Regions from separate parts of the Homo sapiens genome. Here regions 1 and 3 are each linked to region 2. Evidence: chromatin contacts called from ENCODE Hi-C or POLR2A ChIA-PET data. All regions are on one chromosome and are shown on one strand. The core of a region is the stretch at or near the end of the contact, and the rest is flanking DNA. Distances in the headings are between cores, read along the strand shown.

Evidence for each region. A loop is a pair of places that touch in the nucleus more often than their neighbours do. ChIA-PET counts read pairs that join two places held with the same protein, here RNA polymerase II (POLR2A). Pooled maps may share reads with other maps.
Region 1: a map of heart left ventricle shows a loop between it and region 2 (4-fold over the local background). The contact joins the promoter of TESMIN here to the enhancer-like site in region 2. A Hi-C loop is called at or near these places in 3 of 168 maps with a recorded cell type or tissue (astrocyte of the cerebellum, heart left ventricle and posterior vena cava) and 3 of 50 pooled maps. POLR2A ChIA-PET finds 5 or more read pairs at or near these places in 3 of 52 experiments (IMR-90, WTC11 and activated CD4-positive, alpha-beta T cell).
Region 3: a pooled map shows a loop between it and region 2 (2.2-fold over the local background). The contact joins the promoter of LINC02701 here to the enhancer-like site in region 2. A Hi-C loop is called at or near these places in 1 of 50 pooled maps. POLR2A ChIA-PET finds 5 or more read pairs at or near these places in 3 of 52 experiments (Caco-2, WTC11 and activated CD4-positive, alpha-beta T cell).

The regions. Positions count from the first base shown.
Region 1 is chr11:68,749,099-68,753,057 of GRCh38, forward strand. TESMIN (testis expressed metallothionein like protein) reads right to left here and starts at 2,422. Exons shown (of 10, transcript NM_004923.3): 1 at 2,322-2,422; 2 at 1,092-1,601. The coding sequence starts at 1,562. RefSeq lists an enhancer at 1,549-2,534 and silencers at 2,235-2,524, 2,535-2,654.
Region 2 is chr11:68,808,278-68,811,960 of GRCh38, forward strand. The region is part of intron 3 of CPT1A (carnitine palmitoyltransferase 1A); the gene reads right to left. Among named protein-coding and RNA genes, the nearest start is that of CPT1A, 32 kb to the right of the region's middle. Within about 2 kb of position 2,116, at least 8 of the 41 ENCODE cell types and tissues checked have a DNase peak (open chromatin) inside an H3K27ac peak, as active enhancers do; they include heart left ventricle, where a contact is called at or near this core.
Region 3 is chr11:68,866,004-68,869,818 of GRCh38, forward strand. LINC02701 (long intergenic non-protein coding RNA 2701) reads left to right here and starts at 2,357. Exons shown (of 2, transcript XR_950253.3): 1 at 2,357-3,815.

The DNA of each region.
Region 1 (3,959 bases), core at 1,172-3,671, 59 kb before region 2:
ACCAATCCGGCTGGGCAGCAAAATGCAGTTCTTAACATTTCAAGCCCTCTGAGAAAGGCTGTGAGAAAGACCTCTGTCCTGGGAAACGGCTGGGGGAACTGGTGAGCTCTATGGCTCCTCTGAGGACAAACAGAGGTCAGTGGAGGCCCCAGCCTCTGCCCATCCTTTTCCTGTACACTAAGGACTGGCAATTACCATAACAGAAAACCGGAAGAGCAGAAATCCAAGCTCCTGCTGCTCTGGCTTATGATACAGGGTCAGGCTCCAGCCATCTCAATACTGACTCAAGCATTGTGTCCCACAAACGCTTCATCTACAACTTACTAAAATGACCTCATGGATGAGTGGTCTCGTTTTCTGAGCTGGGTCCTTTTTGAGGGGTCGAGAACACATTTTCCTGGGACCCTTTGTTTCCTTTGAAAACTCATTAGTTTTGGCAAGAACAAAGCGGAAAATTATCAGCGGTCATCTACAGCTAGAGAGGGCAGTCGGCTGAGAGCTGGCAAGCATTTCTTTAGGCTCTGATTTACATTGCATATGCTTGAAGAGCTATTACTCATTAGCAAAGGGAAGATCTCACATCTTGACTTCAAGGCCCGGAAAATCCAAGTATTAACTCTGAGTCCTTGCTGTGGATTCCAAGCCTGGTAAAGTTAAAGGAAAAAAAAAATGCAAGATGCAAACACGCCAACCCTCCACCACATTGCGTTTGTTTTCACAGACAATAGTTACCAGCAGACAGCGGGCCTCTCTCCTTAAGCCAAGGATAGCAACAGGGCCCAAGGGAACCTACGTCCTAGCTTTCCCCCTTTTTTTGTTGTCCGCCGTCTGCATGGTTAGGTCAGCTTTGGACGACTGGTGCAGGGCAGAATTCCCTCCAGGGGAAAGGGCTTGGCTGGGCCGATGCATGTTGGATTAGGAAGACGACAAAGAGTATACGCTCTACCGAGAATCAGTGACTCCGGTGGGCTGTGTGTGGTGTCACCAGGGAAAATGCTTGTAGAGGGAAATCCTGGGGTACACTAGCAGCCTCAGATGGGTTGGGGAAGGGATGGAGGGGGAGCTGTGCCCATTCCCCAGGCGGTTCTTACTGGGATCATGCGGACGCCCGGGTGGGAGGCTCCTTCCAGGACCCAGGCGCCCAGGGGCAACACCGCCGGGCTGCGGTGCGCGGGTAGCAGCGAGGACAGGAAGTGCACGTTGCAGGCGGGCGGCTGCGGGGCCTGCAGGAGCGCGACGTCCTCCAGCGCGCTGAGCTCTGGGATCCCGGGGTACTCCCCGAGGAGCTCCCCGCCGTCGCTGTCGCCCCCCGCGAGCTTCGCCTTGACCTGGCCCTTGCAGTCGGCGCCCAGCGCGGGGTTGAACGCGTGCAGGACGGGTTCCTTGGGGTCCGCCGGGCCCAGGTACGCTTCTTTGAAGACGTGGAACTCGTCCTCCTCGTACTTCACGGGGGCCTTCAGGCCGATGTTCTCCGAAGCGAACGGACCCTCGGGGCTTAAGAGCTCCGTCACCATCGCATCCTCGGGGCTGGGCAGCCCGCCCGGCAGAGGGCCCTCCTCCATGGCGCAGGGCGGCGGGGCGGGATGGCGGGGGCCGCGCACCTGCAACACGCGGCCAGGTGAGAGGCAGCCAGAGGAGAGGACGAGGGGAGGGGCGGCCAGGAAAGGGGACAGCCAAGGGAGGGGCAGCCAAGGGAGGGGCGGCCAGGGGAGGGGACCAGGTGAGGGGCGGCTAGGGGAGGGGGCGGCCTGGTGAGGGAGGGCCAGGTGAGGGGCCCGGGGAAGGGCGACCAGGTGAGGGGGTCAGGGGAGGGGCGACCAGATGAGGGGCGATTAGGTGAGGGGCGGCCAGGTGAGGGGCGGCCAGGTGAGGAGCGACCAGGGGAGGCGGTCAGGTGAGCGGCGACCAGGGGAGGGGCGGCCGGGGAGGGGGTCACGGGAGGGGCGACCAGGGGAGGGGCGGCCAGGGGAGGGGGCCAGGTGAGGGGCGGCCAGGTGAGGAGCGACCAGGGGAGGGAGTCAGGGGAGGGGCGACCAGGTAAGGGGCGGCCAGGAGAGGGGCCGGCCGGGGTGGGGGTCAGGTGAGGGGCGCCCAGGGGAGGGGGCCAGGTGAGGGGCGGCCGAGGAGGGGGTCAGGTGAGGAGCAGCCAGGGGAGGGGGGGCCAGGTGAGGTGCGACCAGGTGAGGGGCGGCCTCGCCCACGGCCCGCCGCCCTCCGCCCACCCGCAGGGGCCCGACCCGGCCCGGCAGCCCCCATCCCCGCCTGCAGAGCCGAGGCCCAGCCCGGGGACCGCCCCGTCATTCCTCCTCGGAGGGACGCACCTGGGGCCGCCGGGGCTGCCGCAGCGTGGAGCGAGCGGGATGGGGCGTGGGCCGGGCCTCAGGCGCAGGCGGCCGTTGGCGGTTGGAGAAGGGGGAAGGGTGAGGGACAGGAACCTGGGGGGAGGGGAAGAGGCGCCCGGGCAGTGGGCGGGGCCTGGGCGTGGGGCGGAGTCGAGGTCGGGGCGGGGAGGTAAAGGCGGGGCCAGGGAGGTGTGGTGGGCGTGGTCTGGGGCGGGAGGAGACAGAGTCGCGAGGGGCGGGGCCTGGACTGCCGCTGTTGCCAGAGCGGGTCAGGGGAGGCACTCCCAGGTTCAGCCGATCCAGGCTCAGGTGGGGAAACTGAGGTCCCCATCAACTCGGGCAGCGCTAAGTGGGACTGCCTAGCTTGGCTTCTGACCTTGGGCTTCAGTTATATTTTTCTGGCCAGGCGTGGTTGCTCACGCCTGTAGTCCCAGCACTTTGGGAGGCCGAGGCAGGCGGATTACTTGAGGTCAGGAGTTCAAAACCAGCCTGGGCAACATGGTGAAACCCCGTCTCTACTAAAAATACAAAAATTAGCTGGCCGTGGTGGCACGCGCCTGTAATCCCAGCTACTTGGAAGGCTGAGGCAGGAGAATCGCTTGAGCCCGGGAGGTGGAGGTTGCAGTGAGCCGAGATCCCGCCACTGCACTCCAGCCTGTGCCACAGAGCTAGACTCCGTCTCAAAAAAATAAATAAAATAAAATAAAACATTTTTCTACACTCGAGCTCTCAAGACAGATCCCGGCCTGGGACGCTGCGGGTGGACAGAGGGCAGGGGCTTGCACCGCACGTTCCCAGCCTTGCACCCACTCCCGGTCCTTGGTGACGCAGCTTACAGGTGCAACTGATGGAGTTGGTCCCGAAATAGAAGTAACAAATACGGCTGGGCGTGGTGGCTCACGTCTGTAATCCCAGCACTTTGGGAGGCCGAGGCGGGTGGATCACCTGAGGTCAGGAGTTCGAGACCAGCCTGGCCAACATATAGTGAAACTCCGTCTCTACTAAAAAATACAAAAACTAGCTGGGCGTAGTGGCGCACGCCTGTAGTCCCAGCTACATAGAAGGCTGAGGCTTGAACCTGGGAGATGGGGGTTGCAGTGAGCTGAGATTGTGTCACTGTACTCCAGCCTGACCAACAGAGAAAGGCTCCCTCTCAGAAAAAAAAAAAAAAACTCACAAATACAATGAAAGTCTCAAATTTTGGGTGGGGAATGAGCTATTTCATCTTTAAGGAGTCAATAGATATCACTGTTTAATCAAGAGGAGGTGAAAGTTTAATTCAAGTGATGGCGAAAACTGCAAAGGGTGTAGAGGGACTGGTGGGAGTGGGTGCTGGGGAGACAGCCTCAGGTACTGTCTACTCAGGTACTGTTTTGGTAAAAATAAAGAATGTAAAACATCAGCTTTCTAATCTCACTTTTAAAAATTAAATACTTTTCTAAATTTTTAAAGGGTAGTACCCAAGGCACAGCAACACCGTGTACTATTTAGTTGTACATTTAACATTCAAAAATCAAGAAAATTTTGCCTGGGGCTGGGCGTGGTGGCTCATGCCTGTAATCCCAGCACTCTGGGAGGCCAAGGTGGTCAGATCACTTAAAGTCAGGAGTTCAAGAC
Region 2 (3,683 bases), core at 866-3,365:
ATATTCAACTTAAATACAGGAAATGTTTTTGTTTGTGAAGGAAGGTAGTATATATTATGGTAAAGATGGGACTTTAAAAATGAGATGAAATTCAGCTTTTTTTTTTTTTTCGAGACAAGAGTCTCGCTCTGCTGCCCAGGCTGGAGTGCAATGGTGTGACCTTGGTTCACTGCAACCTCCGCCTCCCAGGTTTAAATGATTCTCCCATCTCAGCCTCCTGAGTAGCTGGGATTACAGGTGCGCACCACCACATCCAACTAATTTTTGTATTTTTTGTAGAGATGGGGTCTTGCCATGTTGCCCAGGCTGGTTTCAAACTCCTGTCAGGTGATCCACCCGCCTCGGCCTCCCAAAGTGCTGGGATTATAGGTGTGTGCCACTGTGCCTGGCCAGAAATGCAGCTATTTTGTGGTTTGTTTTAGTTTTGGTTGTTTTGGGAACTGCAAAATATTTTTTAAATGAAAACTATTTAAGCATGCTTCAAATGATTAAAACACCAATATATATAACCTAAAGGTGTCCCTAATATTTGAAAAGCACTAATTTGGCCAGGTGCAGTGGCTCAAGTCTATAATCCCAGCACTTTGGGAGGCTGAGATGGGTGGATCACTTGGGTCCAGGAGTTCGAGACCAGCCTGGACAACATGGCAAAACCCCATCAATACAAAAATAAAATTTAAAAAAGAAAATAAAATAAGAAATAAAAAATAATAAAAATAAAAAATAATAAATATTTCTTCAAAATAAGAAATAAAAAAAGAAAACCACTAATTTAACACTGCATAATATTTAAGTGGACAAAAACAAATTATCTTCAAGGTTATATACTCTTTGCTCCAAAATGTATATCTTTCTATAACCCGTGAAATCTAGCACTGGAGTTTCACTGTAGTCTCTTCTTTAAACCTATACACTCTTTTCTGGTCATCTAACCTATAAACAAACTTGGGTTTAGGGATTTAAGAAGCTATCTTTTAGATAATCTACATTTTAGATTACTGAAAGAAAAAGACCTATATACTTACTTGATTTGCAAAAATAAAAATATTTTAGCATAAACAAATAAATGACACATTCAAGATTTTTAAAAGTATAGACATAGAGGCACTCAGATAAAAAACGTTAGCAAAAAGCTTTCTTTGAAAGGACATGCTCCTTACAAGGCTGTCGGGGACAAACTCAGAGACAAACCTCACATGACACGGATGACTCCACTTTTTTATTCTTTCTTTTTTTTAAGAGATAGGGTCTCACTATGTTGCTCAGGCTGATCTTGAACTCCTGGGCTCAAGCAATCCTCCTGCCTCGGCCTCCCAAAGTGCTGGAATTACAGGCCACCGCACCCAGCCTGACTCCACTTTTGAAGGCAGCAGCCCAGAGATACTGCAGATCCCCTCCAGGACAGGAAATGGCCCATGAGGCTGGAAGACGTTGGCCCTTAACCCGGCCTTTCTAAATTTAGGCCAGGGATGGCCCAGTTTACCAAAATAGGTTTAAGAGGTACAAAGAAACAAATCTTACAAAGACCCAGATTATTAAGGGCTTTAAACAGTCAACACTTCTATATATAATCCAGTTTTAAGAGAGCGCCTACACTAGAGAGTAAATTAAAGAACTGGCCTGGGTGCAGTGGCTCACGCCTGTAATCCCAGCACTTTGGGAGGACAAGGCGGGTGGATCACTTGAGGTCAGGAGTTCAAGACCAGCCTGGCCAACACGGCGAAACCCCATCTCTATCAAAAATACAAAAATTGGTTGGGCATGGTGGCATGTGCCTGCAGTCCCAGGTACTCAAGAGGCTGAGGCAGGAGAATCACTTGAACCTGGGAAGCGGAGCTTGCAGTGTGCCGAGATCGCACCACTGCACTCCAGCCTGGGTGACAGAGTGAGACTCTATCTCAAAAAGAAAAAAAAGAAGATATTCATTAGCCCCATGAGAGAATGAAAAGTACGTAGGAACAGCTCCAGACACAAGGCTCGGAGGCAGCTACCCACCGCAGGCCTGTGGGTCCTGGGACCTCAAGGAAGAGAGCAGCCAGGCCTGCCCTGAGCACCCAGGTCTGCCAGCTGCTTTCTGAGTGACAGCAATGACAGCAGTACCCAGGCAGACAAGGAACCTGGCAGGCGTCCCAGCCAGGCATGCTTCTGCTAAAATGACTGGGAACTTTTATTATGTTTCTTGCAGACTCTTATAGAGGCCTGAGCCAGCGTTCCTGAGCTACCTCAAGGTTGCAAGCAACTCAGCTGGACGCTCGATGACTCTGGAGGGTCCAGGGGCTTCCTGGAGAAGGAACAGGATGTGGAGGGGTCCTCTGCAGACCCTTCGCAAAAAGAGGTTCAGGAATCAGGGCACTTGCTCAAGCTGTCATCAGGAGACTCAGACCATTAATCTGCTTAATCTTTTATTTCTAGTCATCAGAATCAAGGCTGGGCATGGTGGCTCACACCTGTAATCCCAGGACTTTGGGAGGCCGAGGCGAGTGGACCACCTGAGGTCAATAGTTCGAGATCAGCCTGGCCAACATGGTGAAACCTCATCTCTACAAAACATACAAAAATTAGCCAGGCATGGTGGCGGACACCTGTAATCCCAGCTACTCAGGAGGCTGAGGCAGGAGAATTGCTTGAACCCGGGAGGCGGAGGTTGCAGTGAGCCGAGATCGCACCATCGCACTCCAGCCTGGGCAACGGAGCAAAAACTCCATTTCCAAAAAAAAATCAAATTCAGCCGTTAACTGTGAGTGAGTTTTCGTTTACGTCTCTTTTTCTGCCGGTTTATTTTCTTATTTCTTTCTGATTAAACAATATTTATATGCAAACAACCTGGAAGGCGTGACTATAAAGATCCAGAGCTTCGTTTTTTAGCTTAGCCCAGACCCGGCATTGTGCCTTCCACCTGCAATTCCTGGCCCCAAAACAAAGCCCAATTATGAGGAGTTGGTGGCTATTATTGACCTCAGGTGATCGACCCACCTCGGTCTCCCAAAGTCCTGGGATTACAGGTGTGAACCACCGTGTCCAAATGGCAAAAATGCCATTGGTGTAAACAAGCAGCACAGAAATCGAATCAAACGTCTGGCACGGGGCAGCAGGGACACTTCCGAGACACTGTGGAGCTTTCAGACCCGAAAGTAAAATGTGTGTCCAAGCCCAAGGGTCACGGCTGCACGAGGAAGCTGAGTTGCCCTGCGTTCCACTGTCTGGACGTTCAAATGGTGGTAAAGCAGCGGTGTTCACTCGCATTTGTCTCACAGAAGCTTCTGGGGCAGGGGGTGGGGGGACCTCAGTGCTACACTGAAGAAAGCACAGATTTCAGAGCTGCGCAGAGCTGGGTTTGAACTCTAGCTTCCCCGCTCCCTCTTCCTGTGACTTGGGCAGACACCTGCACCTGTCTGAATGCTTTCTCACTGGTAAAAGGGACCCTAATGAGAGGTCACTGCAGTGCAGGCTCTGACCTTCCTAGATGGGAGTCTGGGCCATCTCCAGAACTGGATGGAATAACAGACATCACAGGTGTGCAATAAACATGTGCTATCAACAGGCGGCAGGTGGTTAGAAAAAAAAAATAAAATGAACATGTGCTGAATGTTACCTAAGGTGTCTCTGGGCTTATCTCTTGGTAGCAAGAAATAAGCCCCAGGAAAATCCAAAACCCTAGAGGTAGGAGGGACGGGGGGGTCCCT
Region 3 (3,815 bases), core at 1,107-3,606, 58 kb after region 2:
CTTCCTTCCTTCCCTTCTGTCTGCATTTGGTCAGTTACTCTCTACCTTTTTGTTGCTGTTCTCACACCATTGGGCCCTATTTTCATTTTGATTTCTTACTCTTTAAAAGAAAAAAAGTAGCCGGGTGCAGTGGCTCACGCCTGTAATCCCAGCACTTTGGGAGACCGAGGTGGGTGGATCACCTGAGGTCCGGAGTTGGAGACCAGCCTGACCAACACGGAGAAACCCTGCCTCTACTAAAAATACAAAATTAGCTGGGCGTGGTGGCGCATGCCTGTAATCCCAGCTACTCCGGAGGCTGAGGCAGGGGAATGGCTTGAACCCGGGAGGCGGAGGTTGCTGTGTGCCGAGATCGTGCCATTGCACTCCAGCCTGGGCAACGAGAACAAAACTTCGTCTCAAAAAAAAAAAAAAAAAAAAAAAAAAAAAAAATATATATATATATATATATATATAAAGAGAGAGTCATCATTCCAGCATCGCCCCTGCCTTCTCCTCCCCAGATTCCACTAGAGGAATGTCTAGTGGGGACTCTCCTCTAGCCCCATTCATGTTGAGTGTGAGCACACGCATGCACACATATGCACACACATGCGCACACACGCACAGGCACACACACACCCGTGAAGGCATGTAGGCCAGCCCTTTATGGCTTTATCTCCCCGTGTTTTTTTTTGTGTGTGTGTTTTTTGTTTTTTTGTTTTTGAGACAGAGTTTCGCTCTGTCTCCCAGGCTGGAGTGCAGTGGCCCAATCTCGGCTCACTGCAAGCTCTGCCTCCCGGGTTCACGCGATTCTCCTGCCTCAGCCTCCCGAGTAGCTGGGACTACAGGCACCTGCCACCACGCATGGCTAATTTGTTTTTTGTATTTTTAGTAGAGACGGGGTTTCACTGCATTAACCAAGACGGTCTCAATCTCCTGACCTCATGATCTGCCTGCCTTGGCCTCCCAAAGTGCTGGGATTACAGGCATGAGCCACTGCGCCTGGCCTATCTCCCCGTGTTTTAGACAACCCATGTTTCAGTTCAATTGCCCATTCCAATTTTTTGCCCAACTATTCCCCTGAGGATAACTCTCTGCCCATCGTTGGACATGATGGGGTGCACAGGATGTTCCTCGGGCTGAGGAAATGTGACCCCACCATCCAAATTGGTGCAGTGTCTTCTGTTCTCCTTCTTTTATGCACTCTGAGCATTTGCATCCACCACCAGGCAAGCCAAGCCCAGTCCCGAGCCGACACCCAGGGCTCCGGCATCAGCCTGACTTGCAGCTGTGTCCAGGGCCTACCCCAGGGAATTGGCCACACAGCCAGCAGCAATGTCTGTCTCTGTTGCTGGCTGACAGCACTGTCCTTATTGGCATTTTATGCCTCAGACGGTGCAAGAGAGACACTGACTAGGGGCATTTACTCACTTGCTATCATGAGGCAGAAATTTAAATAATAATAATAATAATAATCAGTACTGCATTTATTCACGCCAAGAAAAGTAAAAGCTAAGGCCCAGAATATGGCAAGGCAAAGGCTAAAAAGAAAAGAACAAGTTTTCCTCTTGCCTAGCAGCTCACTTTAAGGACAGTTAGAAGATAACGCTGTCCAAATAGCCAAGGCCAAAGGAATGGGCTCCAGACACCCCCCTCCCTTCCAGAGCAAGCTTGAAAGAAAAAAAAGAAAGACAGGTTCTTTTACTGTTACTCTTTTCCCAGGCTTCTTAAGCATGATTAGCATGATTATGTTTTACAAATGTCTGTATTTAGCCAGTTCTTGTTTTTCTTTCAATGCAGCTACAAGGCCACTGGCTAGGTCACAAATTATGTTATGCTATAGATTACGTGACCTGTTACTGTATGATTAACTGCTTTTATTTTGCTACTGCTTTTATTTTGCTCCTGTAAGGCTGTTTATAAAAACACTGCTCTTTGTTCAGGGCTCAGCTTTTGGATGTGAATCCTCTGAGCCGGTGCGTACCTAAAATAAACAAATCCTTCTGTACTGCAAATTGGTTTTTCCGTTCCTCAGTTTACCGCAACATTTTTGGCAACCACGAAGGGACTGGAGACGGCAGGCTTACTGTCTCCTTTGCCTCTGGGGGCTGGAGCGAGGGTCTCAGGAAACCTGTGACCCCAGGTGCCACCGGGAGAACTTCAGCCTGGGGGGGAGATCAGCTCTCCTGTGACCTGGCACCCCTACCCAGCAGCGAAACGGAACCTAAAGAGGGACTACAGGATGATTTCAGAAACAACGCGCTTCAGGAACCACAGTAAGGTTTTGGGGGCTCAAGGCAGGACCCGTCCCTTGGACAGAAGGGAGCCTGATCATCTCCCGGGGTGTGCCAAATAGTCCGAACCAGAGGGGCTGGGGGTGACTGGAGTGGCTTGTCAATTTGGATGAAACTCACACCCCGCCGACACAGGATGCAAGAGTGGCTCGCCAAGTCGGCTAGGGAACTGGAGGTGGCAAGAGTGGCTCGCCACCCCAACTGGGAACTAGAGGGGGCGAGAGTGGCTTGCCACCCCAGTTACAAACATGGGAACTGAAGGTGTGTGGAAGTGTGTGAATGAAAAGGCCTCATTAGGCGCATCAGCTGCGAAGTGAAGAGTCACAGATCCCTTAGTGTAGACTGTGTGCTCCGAGAAAGGGTGGGGCCGACTAAGACTAGTGGTGATCTGCATATGGCTAATAGGAGCTGCCCTACAGCTCAGAGTTGCAGCAGGAATAAGGACCTCTCCAAAGCCAAGCAGCATCTGAAAACCCCCATAATAGGAGACAGTGTGGTTGGTCGAAACGAGAGGAAGAGTGAGTAGGCAAGAGTGAATGTGCTGCGTTGTAAAGGGAGGAATGGGAGGAAAGTCATCAAAACATCAAAACTTACTCTGTGGGAGTGCATGTTACGGAACCTTAAGAAAGGTTTTGCAGGGGATTATAGAGTTAACCCCCTCAGAGGTTGAGAACTCTGGGTGAATTAGAATTGCCCTCTTCTGGTGTTGGATGGCTGACCGAAGGAACTACAGACAGGGAACAATTGGCCATGTATTTAAGGTGGTGACAAGGGTTGGAGAACAGCCAGTGTACCTGGATCAATTTCTTTATATTGACTCATAGTTAAATATAATATAGCCAAACCCAGCATTGATCCAGGCCTGTTTAACAGCTTATTGCAAAAAAAACCAAAAGTGAAAATAAGAGCAGCTTTGCCGGCAGACACAGAGTTAAAAGGGAATCCCAGAGACAGCAAGAGAAGCCAGTTTTACAGGAGCCACCAAAGGTAACAGAAATTCTTCCTCCATATATCCCAGCCTACCCCCGCTTTACCGAGGCCGACAGCCCCCCCAGGAACCAGATTCAGGAGCTAACATGCCCCAGGTCTCACCTCGAAGGGGAGGATCAGAGCCTTGAGAGGCCAGGAAGGAGGTCAAGATAGTCAAGTGGGCCATCTCAGATCTGGCCGTGCTGGAGCTATGCAAATGCCTCTCAGGGGGACACGAGGACCTATCTATTATGATGACCAGGATCCCAACTAGGACCCAGAGGATGAAACTCAGCTTCAGCGTTTGCAGAGGTACCAAGAGGCACTTCTGCAGGGGCTACGAGTTGGTAGAAGGAAAGCAATGAATATAAAGAAGATTTCAGAAGTGCTTCAAGGAGCTGATGAGAGCCTAAGTCAGTTTTATAAGAGACTCTGTGAAGCATTCCGGCTTTGTACCCCATTTAACTGTGAGGCTGCTGAACATCAGCCTATGGGGAATACTTCATTCGTAGGGCAAGCCCAGGGTGACATCAAGTGGAAGCTGCAGGCATGAATACCACCCAGTCCATA